Linked DNA regions of Homo sapiens: region 1 is linked to region 2. Evidence: chromatin contacts called from ENCODE Hi-C data. All regions are on one chromosome and are shown on one strand. Each heading gives the region's core, a stretch centred on a gene start or an enhancer-like site at or near the end of the contact. The rest is flanking DNA. Distances are from core to core; before and after follow the strand shown.

Region 1 (6,758 bases), core at 3,447-5,946, 440 kb after region 2:
GCATGTGGGGGCATAGCAGCAAGAATCTAGGAGGGCAGGCACAGCAAGGCCTGGCCCAGAGGGAAACCAGGAGCTGCCAGAGCCAAAGAGAGGGTGACCCAATCATTGGTTGTTATAGAGTTTTTAAGACTTGGAAGAGAATGCCCTGAGATGCCAGAGAGTGAAACATTTTCATTCTAAAGCTGGGAAACCAAAGTCGGCAAAGGCGAACAGACGTGCCCACAGCCACATGGGACAGCAGTGGCACAGAAGAAATGCACACCTCGTCCTCTGGTGGCCACTGTGCACTCTCTTACCACACCATGCTACTGCTCAACCTCTCCCCCTCCCTCACAGTGGTCAGGTAAGCAATGAGGGAAAATGATGGAGGTGAGAAAGGAAGAACCCGGGCTGATGTGGGCCCACAAAAGAAAGAAGTCTGGAATAACACTGGAAGGGGCTGCCTACGAGGTGGAAAGCGCCCTGATCCCAGGGGTCGGGGTCACGCAGAGGGGCACTGGGGCTGTTGAGGGAATGCAAGCCAGGTGTCTTCAAAGCCCCACCCACATCTGAGTTTCCGCCACTCCAAACAGGGACAGATGTTTGAGACAAAGCAAAGGACAACTCATCCAGAGGGGACACAGCATGGACCACAAGTGGCAGAGGGTTGAAGGCAAGTGTCTTAGTCTGCTTTCTGCAACTATTCTGTTGAATATCACAGACTGGGTAATTTATAAAGAACAAGTTTATTTGGCTCATGGTTCTGGATGATGAGAAATCCAAGTGCATGACACCACCATCTGACAAGGGTCATGCCAAGGTGGAAGACAGAAGGAGAAAATGAGTGATTGAAATAGAGAGTGTATTAGCCAAACTGGCCCCTTTTATAACTAACCTCCCGTCCCCCTACCCCGTGATAGTGACATTAATCTATTTATGAGGGCAGAGCTGACAATCCATTCATGAAGCAGAGGGATTACGTTTCCAAGATATGAACTTTTGGGGGACACATTCAAACCTTAGCAGCAAGTTATCCAGAGCACAGAAAATCAAACCAGTCTCATCATCTTCTACTGGAATCCTGTCAATAGCCTCATGATTAGCATCATTAACGATAATAGCAGCGACCCTGTACCAAGCGCTTACCACACTGGTGGCCCGTGCTGAGTGCTTGCCACACACTATCCCATTAATTCCCACCATTCTAGGAGGTAGCATTGACGTCATACAGAGCTGACAGGTGAGGATGCAGAGGCCCAGAGTGACAGACACGGCACCTACCCAGGTCTGCCAAGCACTGAATCATGTGCTCTTCACCAGGGGTGCTCAAGGAGCAGCCCGGACCAGCGGCACTGGCACCACCACCATCCACTGGATCGGATGCTCTGGAGTTGCAGCCCAGCAATCTGTGTTTAACAACCACCCTCTACCTCCATCCCCAGGATTGTGATGCATGCTCATGTTTGTGAACCAACTGCTCTGACCATTTCCCAATGCTGCTAAGGAGAAAAATCAACATTTCTATGTCTGGTATCAAAATCTTTTAGGGTCTTTCCCAGGCCAACTGGTCAATTCTCCCAACCGAGGAGAGGCTGATTCCAGTTATTGTGACTAGTCTACTAAGTTCCAGAAGAGACCCAGGTTCCACTCTGCACTTTGTCATTTTTTTAGGGTCTGACCTTGAAGTCACTTCCCTCCAGAAGACCCCTCCAACCATCTGGTGCCCCCAAATTACTCTGCACTCCAGTTATACCTATGCCAATCCGACTCATTTGGCACTTACTGGCACACAATGCCTTTCAGGTCACACTCATAGCACATCTCCCCATTTGACCAAAAGTTCCTGGAAGGCAAAGCCAGCTCCTTACGCACCTGTGCATCAAGAACACTGCATGGCACTGGGCACAGGAGTCATCAGGAAATGATGCTTGGGAGAGCGCTAGGAGAGCACTCTGGTTCTCCTCCTGCCTTCTCATCTCTAGGCCTTAATTTCCTCATTTGTGAAATGTGCCATTATTCTACTCATTCACTGAACAAACTCAGAAGAGCCATCCACCAGGCACTCTTCTCCCGCTACAGAAATACACTCGAGAGGACTAAGGAGGTCCCTGCTCACCCCCTTCTATTCTAGGAAAAGAGAAAGACAGTAAACAAATAAACACTAAAAATAACAATTTGCCAGACACTAAGTTCTATACATATGCTTTCTCATTCGCAAATAAGATTCTTTCATAGCATGATACACGTATGAGAAAAATAAAATAGTAACGTGACAGAAAGTGAAAAAAGGGGCTGCTTTGCATAAAAAGATCAGGGAAGGCCCCTCTGAGGAGCTGACATTTGAGCTGAGACTTGATCGATAAGGAAAAACCAGCCATGGGAAAAACGGGGAAAGATGTCCTGGGCAGAGGGAACAGCATGTATGAAAGCCTAAGGATGAGAACAAGCTTGGCTTGCTGGAGGGGGAAAAGCAGGCCAGCATGGTGTGACCAAATCACAGCGGGTACAGGAGTAAAACAGTAACCAGTGGGTTGGAGAGAGAGGCAGACAAACAACCTCCTACAACGCTGCCTCTCTCAAATCAGGTCGGCCTGACCCAACCAGGACATCCGGGCCCCAAGTCACAGGCAGCACTGGGGGTAAGGGTATGACTCAGACCCCACAGCTTCCTGGGGCCCCGAAAAAACTGGTGGGGGTATCCAGGGGCAGGCATCAACCTTCAGCATGAGTGCCATGCCATACCCATGGAACACCCAAGGCTGGGAGACAAACGTGGTTACATAAGCGTGTAGAACACTGCACACTCCCAGCGGCAGCTTCCAGAGGGGCATGATCACGTGCTTCCATGAAGTGCCAGTCCCTGATCACATTATTTTCCCGGGACACAGCCAGGACAGCAGCCTTGGTCAGGGGAAAGGGAACAGGGTCCAGGATTCAAGCGTTGCTAGTCTTGGGAAAGCCTTAACCTTCTCTGGGCCTCAGTTTCCTCATCTGAAAATTAAGAGTTGTTAGAAAGATTAAGTGAGGCCGGGCGGGGCGGCTCACACCTGTGATCCCAGCACTTTAGGAGGCTGAGACGGGCGGATCACTTGAGGTCAGGAGTTTGAGACCAGCCTGGCCAACATGGTGAAACTGTCTCTACTCAAAATACAAAAAAATTAGCCGGGGATGGTGGCGAGTGCCTGTAATCCCAGCTACTCGGGAGGCTGAGGTAGGAGAATCGCTTGAACCTGGGAGGCAAGTTGCCGTGAGCCGAGATCGTGCCACTGCACTCCAGCCTGGGTAACAGAGTGAGACTCTGTCTCAAAAAAAAAAAAAAGATTAAATGAGATACGGAATGTAAGCACTGTGCCTGGCACATAGTAAGCTATTAGCATTATCAGTTTTTTCACTGCCTCAGTTTCTTCTGTTGCAAAACAGAGACCACCACGGGGATGCTGAGTTTGTACTAATATTCTACCCTCCTAATACAATTCTACCCTCCTTTGTCAAGGATTTTTTTAAAACATTCTGAGTCCCCTTTTCTGACCTCTCATCAGATGCCGAATTCCCCTCTATCACACCCCATTGTTTGGAAAATGAGTAAGTGCTGATTAAATCCCATTTTGACCGTACTGTGAGAAAAAAATGATGCATTAGGAATCTACACATTTCCCTGCACTGTCATTCTGCAAGGGGGTGGGGAAGGACGTTGCTGATTCTTCTGCATCATCCACAAAAGTCCCTCCCTCCCCCTACCAAAACACAATCTCTCACCCAGTCGCACAAAATTCCCATCTGCTCCTGTACGCACAATGAATGTACAATGCACACGTGCACACAAATGTCCTACAGTGGAAAGCTCAGCCTTCATACTCCATCCCCAGAAGCACTCCTGGAAACTCATCCATCCTGCACATGCACACAAATGCCTCCAACAATGTGCATACAAAATATGTTCAACAGAAATAGTATAGTAGGAACTCTGGAGCCAAATGCCTGAGTTCATATCTGACTTTGCAACTCACAGCTGTGTGACCTCAAGCTCCAAGTACCTCGGTTTCCTAAAGTATAAAATGGAGATAATAACAATATTAATGTTTAGGATGGAAGTGACAATTAAATGAGTCTAATACACGTACAGCGTTAAGATCAGCACTTGGAAAGCGCCCAATAAAAATTATTATTTTCCTCCTCGTGACATATGTACACTGCTTCCACAACTTGATACGAAAACTCCTGACGCCGCGTAGGCAACTCGTCTCCACAGGATAGACACCCAAAGGGCCGCAGCGCCGCCCGCACCCGGAGGGTCTGCGCTCTCTACAACCGCCCCACGCCGTTCCCAGGCGTGCTACCCCGCGCAGTGCGCACGCGCGCCCCCCACCAGGCCCAGCGCCAAGCAGGGAGTAGCGGCTCAGCCCGGCTTGGCCGCTGGCGGAGACGCCCCGGGACCCCGCGCGCCGGGCCTGGGTGCACAAGCCACCTTCCCCAGCTCGCTCCCCGCCGCCACCGAGGCTCTGGACGATCTGGGCCTGGCCTCCCTTCCTCCCCTCCATCCCCGCTCCGGGCCGGCCGGCTTACCCGAGGACGGGGAGCTTGGGGACACAGCGCCCCGCTTGCTGCGTCCAGCCCCGAATCCAGGGACGGGGCAGCGGCCCGGGCAAGGCTCCGGCCCCCCGTAGCACTCCTAGGGCTCCTGGACGGGGGCAGGGCACCCGGGCCGAGGACGAGGAAGTGCCGGGGGCCTGGCCGGGCCGCCCCACCCCTGGGAAAGTCCCCGGAGACTGGCAGGCCACTCGCCCAATCGCGCCGCGCGCTCCGGGCGGGCCCGCGGCCGCCTGGGGTGGGACCGAGCGAGGTAAACACCGGCTGCCTGCGGTTCCGGGGGCCCGCGGTGTCTCTCGTCCCTTCGGCGGCCTTCCCCTCTAGGAGCGACTTCCCTGGGGCCACCGTCCCGGGCCTGCGCGGCGCCTTGCCGCACTCCCAGCGCCGGAAGCCCCTGTCGAAGGCCTGGGGCCACCTTGAAAGCCGGAATTTCAGAGCGGAGGCGAGCCACAGAGACCACCCAGCCCCTTCCTTGTGCCGAGGGGAACACAGGCCAGAACAGGGAGGGGACCTGCCAAAAGGCACGTAAGCATTTGGCCCTAAGCCAGAGCTGGAGCTCAGGCCCCCAGAGTTCCGTCCAGGGCACTCCAGGACTCTTCTTAACAAAGCTATAGAAATTCCGAGCTGAAAAGACCCATAAAGACTCTACCGCGAACATTTTTTGCTCCAGACATTGTAAAGGATTCCCAGACATCGTAAACGCTTTGCTCCAGACATTGTAGATGCTTTGCGTGCATTATTTTCTTCGCACAATCACGCTAGGGAGGTGGGTTTTACTACCTTTTCTTAAATAATATTTGAGTCACAAAAAGGTTAGATGACCTCAGTAAGGGGCTGAATCAAGATTCAAACCCGGGTGGGCAAATCCAGAGGCCGCCTTCCACCCTACCTACTTATATGTGGGCTAGATAATCCCAACAGACTGGGATTTCCTAGACCGGTAAGGAACATAAACTTGCTTTAAGGGTAGGAAAGCTTTTTAAAAGCTTATCCTTTTATTTTTAAAAAGAAAGAAAGCTAAATTTTAATTCCAAAAAGTGGAAGGTCTAACCTTGGAATAAAGAACAGCTCTTTAAACTAAATATAGCTTTATGAAAAACCTATTGCAAAAGACCCATTTCACTGGTACTGTTGAAAACTTAGTCATTGACAGGCCCTCATCCTCAAAAAGAATTAGGGGAAAGGATTTGGGGAACTGTTTAATACACACCCTCATTTTACAGAAGAGAGACCCATCAATCAACTGTGACTTCGCAATAATACACACACAGATACTTGCCCAAATTATATACCTAATCTGGGGATTCTCCTATAAGGCTTTGTAACCTCCTAGGGTTCCTTCAGTTAATTCAACGGTGTTATCAGATCTTCAAAACGATATTCATTCTAGTTTAATTATGAAAAGAATTACACTTATGCCTTGATTCAGAAGGGAGGGAGGGAGGAAGCGATGCAAACTCCAAAGCACCACTGAGTCTCACCACTGGGGGATCCTACAGAGAAACTGGGAATCCTGGCCCTGGTTTACATAGCAGCTCCCAGGCATCGTCTCCACCCATCAGGTCCGCACCTGCCAGTTTTCTTCCTGCTCTTTGTGCCTGTACTTCCCAATTCTCTTCCTGCAGGGCTCTCTTCCTATTCCCAACCCACATCTTCTCCACCCCCACCCTCTACCCACTGAAAACTAAAATCTACCTAAAAATGGCTGGTCTCTAATTACTTGCATTTTGTTTCCACACTATTTCAGCTGTTTTTATAGCATGTCTGGCCTTAGCCGGGCAGACAGTTTCATTTCTCAAAGTGTCCGCTGGGAATTCTCAAGCTTGACATAAAAAAATGGCACTCAGTCATCTTTTTGTCTGATTTCCTAGTTCTGGATCCTTTTTCTTAACAGTTCCAATTTGTGAGAAAACTCATTTATTTATAAAGTCGTGACTGCCCCCACCTCTTCCATTCTTTGAAGTCTTGGTTTGTCTTCAGGACATTCCACCCTGTTAGAGACCATGGAGCCCATAGATAACAAACCCCTATTTGACAGATAGGTAAACTGAGTCCTCTGTCTAGAAAAGGACTTACTCTAGGCCACACACATTGAGTGACACAACCAGGGCCTTGGAATCCAGGGCCTTGGCTCCCAGTCCTGTGTGCTTGGTCCACTGTACCAAGTTGTCTTTACAATGACATGATTTTTC
Region 2 (6,327 bases), core at 1,792-4,291:
CCAGAGCCCCAGGCTGGTGATGACGCCTCCTGGGGATAAACCTCATCTCTCTGTTGTTTACCCCATGTGCGGTGACTTTGTCATTATCGTTCCTCCTGCGTTTTTTCTTTGAGTTATTTATTTTTCTGTGAGGAAGGAATGTGGGGAATTTACCACAGGGCGCTGTCCTTCACTTTCAGCTGGGCTGCACGGCGTCCTTTCCTATAAGAAGGAAGCTGCTGAGACAGATGGCAGGAGAGGTGGAGGCGGAGGGTCCCAGCTGGCTCTGTGGCCCAAGGAGTTGGGGGCAGTTATGTAACCCACCCGGAGGCCCAGGTTCTGGTCTCCGGGCATGAGCCTGGTAATGTACATAGCTCCTGTGGAACTGTGCCTAGCCCTCCCCATTCACCCCTGGCCTCTGGGCAAGCCCAGTGGGTGTGTTCCTCTATCAAAGTTTCCTTTCTATTCAGCTGGTCTTGATTTGGGGTATGGGGGTAGGTAGGGGAGTGGGGTGGGGGTTATCTTGAACCTCCTAGTCTCTGCTGAGCTATCATCATTGCTTAGAATGCTTCCTTATCTCCATCTTTCAAGAGCTAGGACATATGTCACCTCCTCCAGGAAGACTTCCTGGATTGCTTCATCCTAATTCATCTTTCTCTTAGGTTGTATGTTCTCCCCTCACTTCATGAAACATTCTTCCCCTTAGGTCTAACACAGTGATTTGAGATTTCATCTCCTTCCCTCACAAACGTGTTGCTCTCTCCTTCCTTCTCCTCCCACTCCCAGGAACCACCCTCTAGATCTTTGATCTAGAATCTAGATGAATCTTGGATTTAGACAAATCTAAAATTCATCTCCAGGGATGAATGGTGAAGCAAAATGTGAAGGGGGAGGCTTTGGATTCTGGAAGTGCTTGTCCTTTAGTAGTTTATTTAATCAACACAGTGATGGTTTCAACCCCTCCTGGGTGATGGCTTCTGCTGAGTCTGGGGACATTTACAGAGGACAGAGACCAGTCCTGGCCCTAGGCTGGCACAGGGCTAAGGGGAAGGACCACATCTTTGTGGCGGGCCCAGAGTGTGTCAGGCCCTGGGAAGAGTGGAGGGGACCCGCAGATGACCTAGGCCCTGCCCTGACCCTGGCAGAGGCACTGTTTAGGGGAAACCACCTCTTTCCCTGCCCTGGCTTGCCACCTTTTTGTCTTTTAGATTATGTGTTTTCTCTGGAAAGGCAGGGTATGATGGTTCTTTCTGTACTCCCAAGGCTTCCAGGGAGCTGGGGCTGGGGAGAGTGAAACAGCAGGAGGGGGCTTCGTGAGCACAGGCTTAGCTCACCAGGGTTGGACTGGAGAGGTGGAAGCCTGGGCTGTGATCCTGTGATCCTCTCTGTGAGCCCTCCCTTTTCAGTTTGCTGTATACCTGGGGCTCAGCTTGCCTCTCTCTGGGTTACCATCTCAAAGTTTCTAAAAATTGACTGATTATAGATTAATAATTACCCCAGTAGAATGGGCAAGAGAGAGGCTGTGGCTCCTGGCCTTTGGCAGGGCCCTGGTCAGCCAACAGGGAGCAGGGCTTGTGGTCTGCAAGGATAGAAGATGGGTCAGGCTTGCGCTGACTGTGGAGCCCTCATCTTAGCTTCCCCTTACCCATCCATCTCTGCCCTCCCTGATCCCGACCCACTGCCAGCAGAGAGAAACCAGAAGTTTGGCCAGGCCCAGCCTCCTTCCCCTGGGTTTCTGAGTTTTCTCAACCTGCCGTTTCCTCTGAGCTCTGTTCCTGCTCTGGGGCCTCTGGGCCAGGTTGAACAGGGGAGGAGCACTGATCTAGGAGTCTGAATGGATTGATGAGGGCTTCCTACAAGAAGTGGCCGTTGGGCTGGGCCTGGATGGGTGAGTAAGGAAGGTGAATTTGCTTTGTGGGGAGCTCTTCAGAAGGAAGGCGTCCAGGCTTGAGATCAGTCAGACCGCAGGGGCCCCTTGCTAAGCTGTGAGACCTGGGGTGAGTTAGCTGCTTCTGTGTGCCTCATCTTCCTTATCTACAAAATGGGGATAAGGGAACCTCCTCTATGAGTTGCTGTGAGGATTAAATGAAAAAAGGCATGTTAAACCCTTGGCTTGGCAGCATCTGGTGCTCCCAAAATGTTGGCTCTTGTCATTCTCATAGATTTCATGTTTATTCTGCAAGTGCCAATGGAAGATGTGGTGGGGACAAGGGAGGAATACCGAAGTGAAGCAGTAGAGGCCCCTGCCCTCGAGGCCGTTGCAGTCTCTGGGGGAAAATAGGGCCCAGACCCTCATTGCTACAAAGCAAAACACTGGGAGGGGGCAGCATGGCCCACGTGACTGGCCCTGCACTGGGCATTAGGCCAACCTGGGCTTGAATTTCAGCTCTTCCTCTGGCTGGCTGTGTGACCTTGAGCAAGTTGCTGCACCCCTCTGAGCCAGCGTCTTCTCTAATATGGAGATGAGGATAGTGCTGGCCTCATGGGTTGCTGTGGAAGTAAGTGAAGTAAGGCCCTGTCCTGCTACCTGGCATGTGGTGAGTATACCCTGAAAGATTACTTTTACTAGAATAAATAATACACAAGGTGGTGGTTATTAAGTGATGCAGACAGAACATTGGTGAAGGCTTTTTGGAGGGGGTGGTGGCATTCTAGGTAGGCCGGAAATCTGAAGGATTAGGGCATGTAGAAAGGATGTGAGACAGAGGAGGGTTCCCGGTAGAGGGGGTCTGTGCAAACGCTGCTTTGCAGGCAGGAATTCATTGGGCAGCTGTGGGAACTGCAAGCCACTGAACTCCCTCCACTGTTGCTGAGGGCACAGAGAGAAGGTGAGTGAGCTCTTGGGCAGGCCCCGATAGCAGGGGTTTGAATGCCAGGATGAGGACTCTCCTCTTGATCCTCCATGTCCTGGGGAGGCAGCAGAGGGTTTTGAGCAGGAGAGAGGCATGAGTGGAGCCCGGAGGGAGGAAGATGAATCTGGCAGCGTGGGGCGGGTAGATTGGCGGGGGAGAGACTGGGGGTGGAGAGGCCATTTAAAAGGCTGTTGCAAAATCGGTTTTCCTGATAAAGAGCTGGGCTGAGTCATCTGTGGAGGAGAAAAGTCACATCCAGCTCCTTCATGTTGCTGCCGATGTGGGATTTTCCTGGCTTCGTCAGCCAAGCAATTGGCTGCCTTTGCCGGAGGCTTTGAGAACCAAGGCTTGAAGGCCGGCAGGAGCATCCAGGGGGAAGCTTGGCTTCAGGGAGGACCTAGCAGAGTGAGTAAGATGAGCACCCGGAGGTGCCTTTGTGGCTTGGGGTATATGACTTAGGGCATGTGGCATCCCCCCTCTGATCTTAGTCTGTCCTCTGGGCATCAAGGGAGAGGTATGTGGTGATTTCTGCCAGCCTGTGAGTGGTGAGGCGGGGGCTGGGCCTGGGGCTCCCCACCCCATTTCTGTGTCTTCTCCCATGCCCGGCAGTCCTTCCCACCAAAGTCTAGATTGTTCTCCTCCCAAGAGGAGGTCTGGCAGTCTGCCGACCCCAGTCAGATTGCGCTCGCCATGACTCTGGGGATGGAGAATTCTCCAGGGCATGGAGCCTGTGTCATTTCCTCCTTTCAGTGGGAGGAATGGGGAAGGGGCTGGCAAGGTAGCCAGGCCATTACTCAGGCCTCTCCATTTTCCTGCCCCCAGCTGAGCCAGAGGTTGTGCAGTGGCCAGTCATTGGTTCCTTCCTGACCTCACCAGGGGGGCAGTTTACCCAGCCTGTTTACCCTTCCTGTCGCCAAGACCCCTGGACTACCACAATGGGCTGCCTTGAGCCAATCTCTATTCCTACCCCTGGCTCTCTGTCCCACCCCGCCCCACCTGACCCTGGCTGGACACTCCCATTGACGGCATCGTGTGAAGAAGCATTTCCTTGAATTCTCCCTGTCCTGACCTTCTGCTCTGGCCTCCCTTCCCCGGCCCCACCTCCCTCCTGTGGATCCTCCATCCACACGGGCCCCAGTGGTGGGCAGAACAAGCAGCTGTCCACAGTGGGTGGTAGGGGTGGGGGAAAGGGTTTGTCCCTTTCTACGCCAAACAAGAACTGGGGTCTTCTGACTCCCAACATAGTGATCTTCCCACTCTACTCATCTTTCATGCCTTATCAGTCCTTTCTACCTTAGTAAGAATGAGTTTATCAACTCTTCTCCTGAAAGGAAGAAGTGGAAGAAAGAAGGAGTTGTTCTAGGCAGCTGGGTTTTCAGGGGAGAAGACATTGCTGAGGGGCATTGATCACAAGATGAGGGAGCAGAGGGCTTTGCAGACCATCATCCAAGAGCACTGGAGCCTCTCTTGTTTCTCCTCTTTCCAGAGTCCTAGTCTGGAAGGAGAATAGTTAAGAGATTAGACTCAGAGCCAGACTTTTCTGAGTTTGGATTCCAGCTCTGCCACTCATAAGTTGTGTGACCCTGGGCAGGTCTCTCTGAGCCCCAGTTTCATCTGCAGAATGAGAAGAATCACAGGACTTATGTCTGGGAGCTGTTGTAAGAACTGAACAAGGTGGTGAGCATAAAGTGCACAGCACTGAGCCTGGGCTGCAGCAGGGGCTCAGTAGTGACAGCAGTCGTTGCAAAGCCCCTTCTCATGGCTGTGCTGGGGCTTCTCGCCTACTCCCCCACTTCAGGATTTACCCTGTTGGACCCAGGTCTCCTGACCCCAGGCAGCTTTTCATTGTGCCCGCCCTCCACCCCTTCCTCTCTTGAAGGCCTATCTTCAGGGCTCCTGATCCAGTGTCCAGGGTGGGTCTTTAAAGGGCTAGCACCCCAACTTGGCCCTGCAGAAGTTTAGGTGGGGAGGCGGTGGGGACATCATGACTTGCACAAGTGCAGGCCACAGCCAGGCCGATTGAGGGTTCAATGAGGTACCTGTCCCCTGTAGCCTTTGGCTACCTCCCCACCCCCACCTTTGACACCAAGAGCATGATCTTGAGCAGCTGCTGCCTGGGATATTGCCAGAGAGGGCAGCTCCCTAGTCTGAGGAATTTTAGATGGAGTTGCCCCCTGGTGCCCTGCTACGAGGGACTCTAGGGTGTCCCCCCGCCTCCCCAGCTTTGTTTGTGAAGGGTGGCGAAAATCATCTGGATGGCTGGCTGGATCTGGTCCAAACCTCCTGCTGAATTCCTTTTCCATGGAGTCACTGTGGGCTGGAGTGCGGGCTGCAGGAGCTTGCCTTGGAGGGCAGGGCTCTCTTACCTCCTGGCCTTTTCTGCCATTCCTCTTGTTCCAGAACAGTAGCTTGGGAGCAGTTCTAAGCTCAGAGAGGTGGTGGTGATGGGATCTTAGCGGCAGCCCAGGTTGTGCATGGAGCCTCACTGAGAGTCAGCTGACCTGGTCTTGGGCTCACATCCTCCTCTCTGACCTCTTCCTTGGCTGGGCCTCCCAGGCCAGCTTATTTCTAAAGGCCCTTCATATTCTGACATTTGAGGATTTTCTAAACCCATGGCCTTCTAGAGCCAGTAAGGAGAAAAGCAGAAAAATGCAGGGGCATTGAGAGGTCTGGAGTAATCAAACACTGAAGTGCTTTCTATGAGCCTTGCAAGGTGGGAACCGGCCAGCCAGGAGCCTGGTGCTCTCTGCAGTAACGTAGAGCCAGGTGTGAACAGAGCTCTACTCCTTCTGGCTCTGTGATCGTGGGCAGCTCACTTTACCTCTCTGAGCCGTAGATTTCTCATCAATAAAGTGTGCATAATAATAGTTTGTGATTTGTAGGTTTGTTTTGGAAATTAAATAATATGAGTAAAGTCTGTGTATAGGTGTACAGTAAGTGACCAATCAATATTAGCTACTATTGCTGCAACTGTGTCATAAGAAACACTGGCAGGACTAGAGATGTTTATCCTGACCCTGTCCCAAGGGGATCTGATGTATCTGCAAATCTCTGCAGGGCTGTCAGGCTGGAATGAAAGAGAAAACTTTTTGTTGTTGTTGTTGAGATGGAATGTCGCTCTGTTGCCCAGGCTGCAGTGCAGTGGCGTGATCTCGGCTCACCGCAACCTCTGCCTCCCTAGTTCAAGCGATTCTTTTGCCTCAGCCTCCCAAGTAGCTGGGATTACAGGCGCCCGCCACCACGCTTGGCTAATTTTTGTATTTTTAGTAGAGATGGGGTTTCACCATATTGGCCAGGCTGGTCTCGAACTCCTGACCTCGTGATCCACCTGCCTTGGCCCCCCAAAATGCTAGGATTACAGGCGCGAGCCACCGCGCCCGGCTGAGAAGACTTTTTCTCTGTGCAGCCTGGGGAGGCAGAACCACATCAAGAAAGCGGATGATGGCTGGACGTGGTGGCTCACGCCTGTAATCCCAGCACTTTGGGAGGCTGAGGT

What was found. A loop is a pair of places that touch in the nucleus more often than their neighbours do. Pooled maps may share reads with other maps.
Region 1: a loop to region 2 is called in a map of PC-9, with 2.7 times the contacts of the local background. The contact joins the promoter of TNIP1 here to the promoter of SYNPO in region 2. A Hi-C loop is called at or near these places in 1 of 168 maps with a recorded cell type or tissue (PC-9) and 2 of 50 pooled maps.

What each region holds. Positions count from the first base shown.
Region 1 is chr5:151,076,338-151,083,095 of GRCh38, forward strand. It overlaps TNIP1 (TNFAIP3 interacting protein 1), which reads right to left and starts at 4,697. Exons shown (of 18, transcript NM_006058.5): 1 at 4,543-4,697. RefSeq lists silencers at 2,527-2,576, 4,262-4,931, cis regulatory regions at 4,209-4,997, 4,497-5,266 and enhancers at 4,807-5,517, 5,232-5,291.
Region 2 is chr5:150,637,619-150,643,945 of GRCh38, forward strand. It overlaps SYNPO (synaptopodin), which reads left to right and starts at 3,042. Exons shown (of 3, transcript NM_007286.6): 1 at 3,042-3,236. RefSeq lists an enhancer at 2,724-3,923.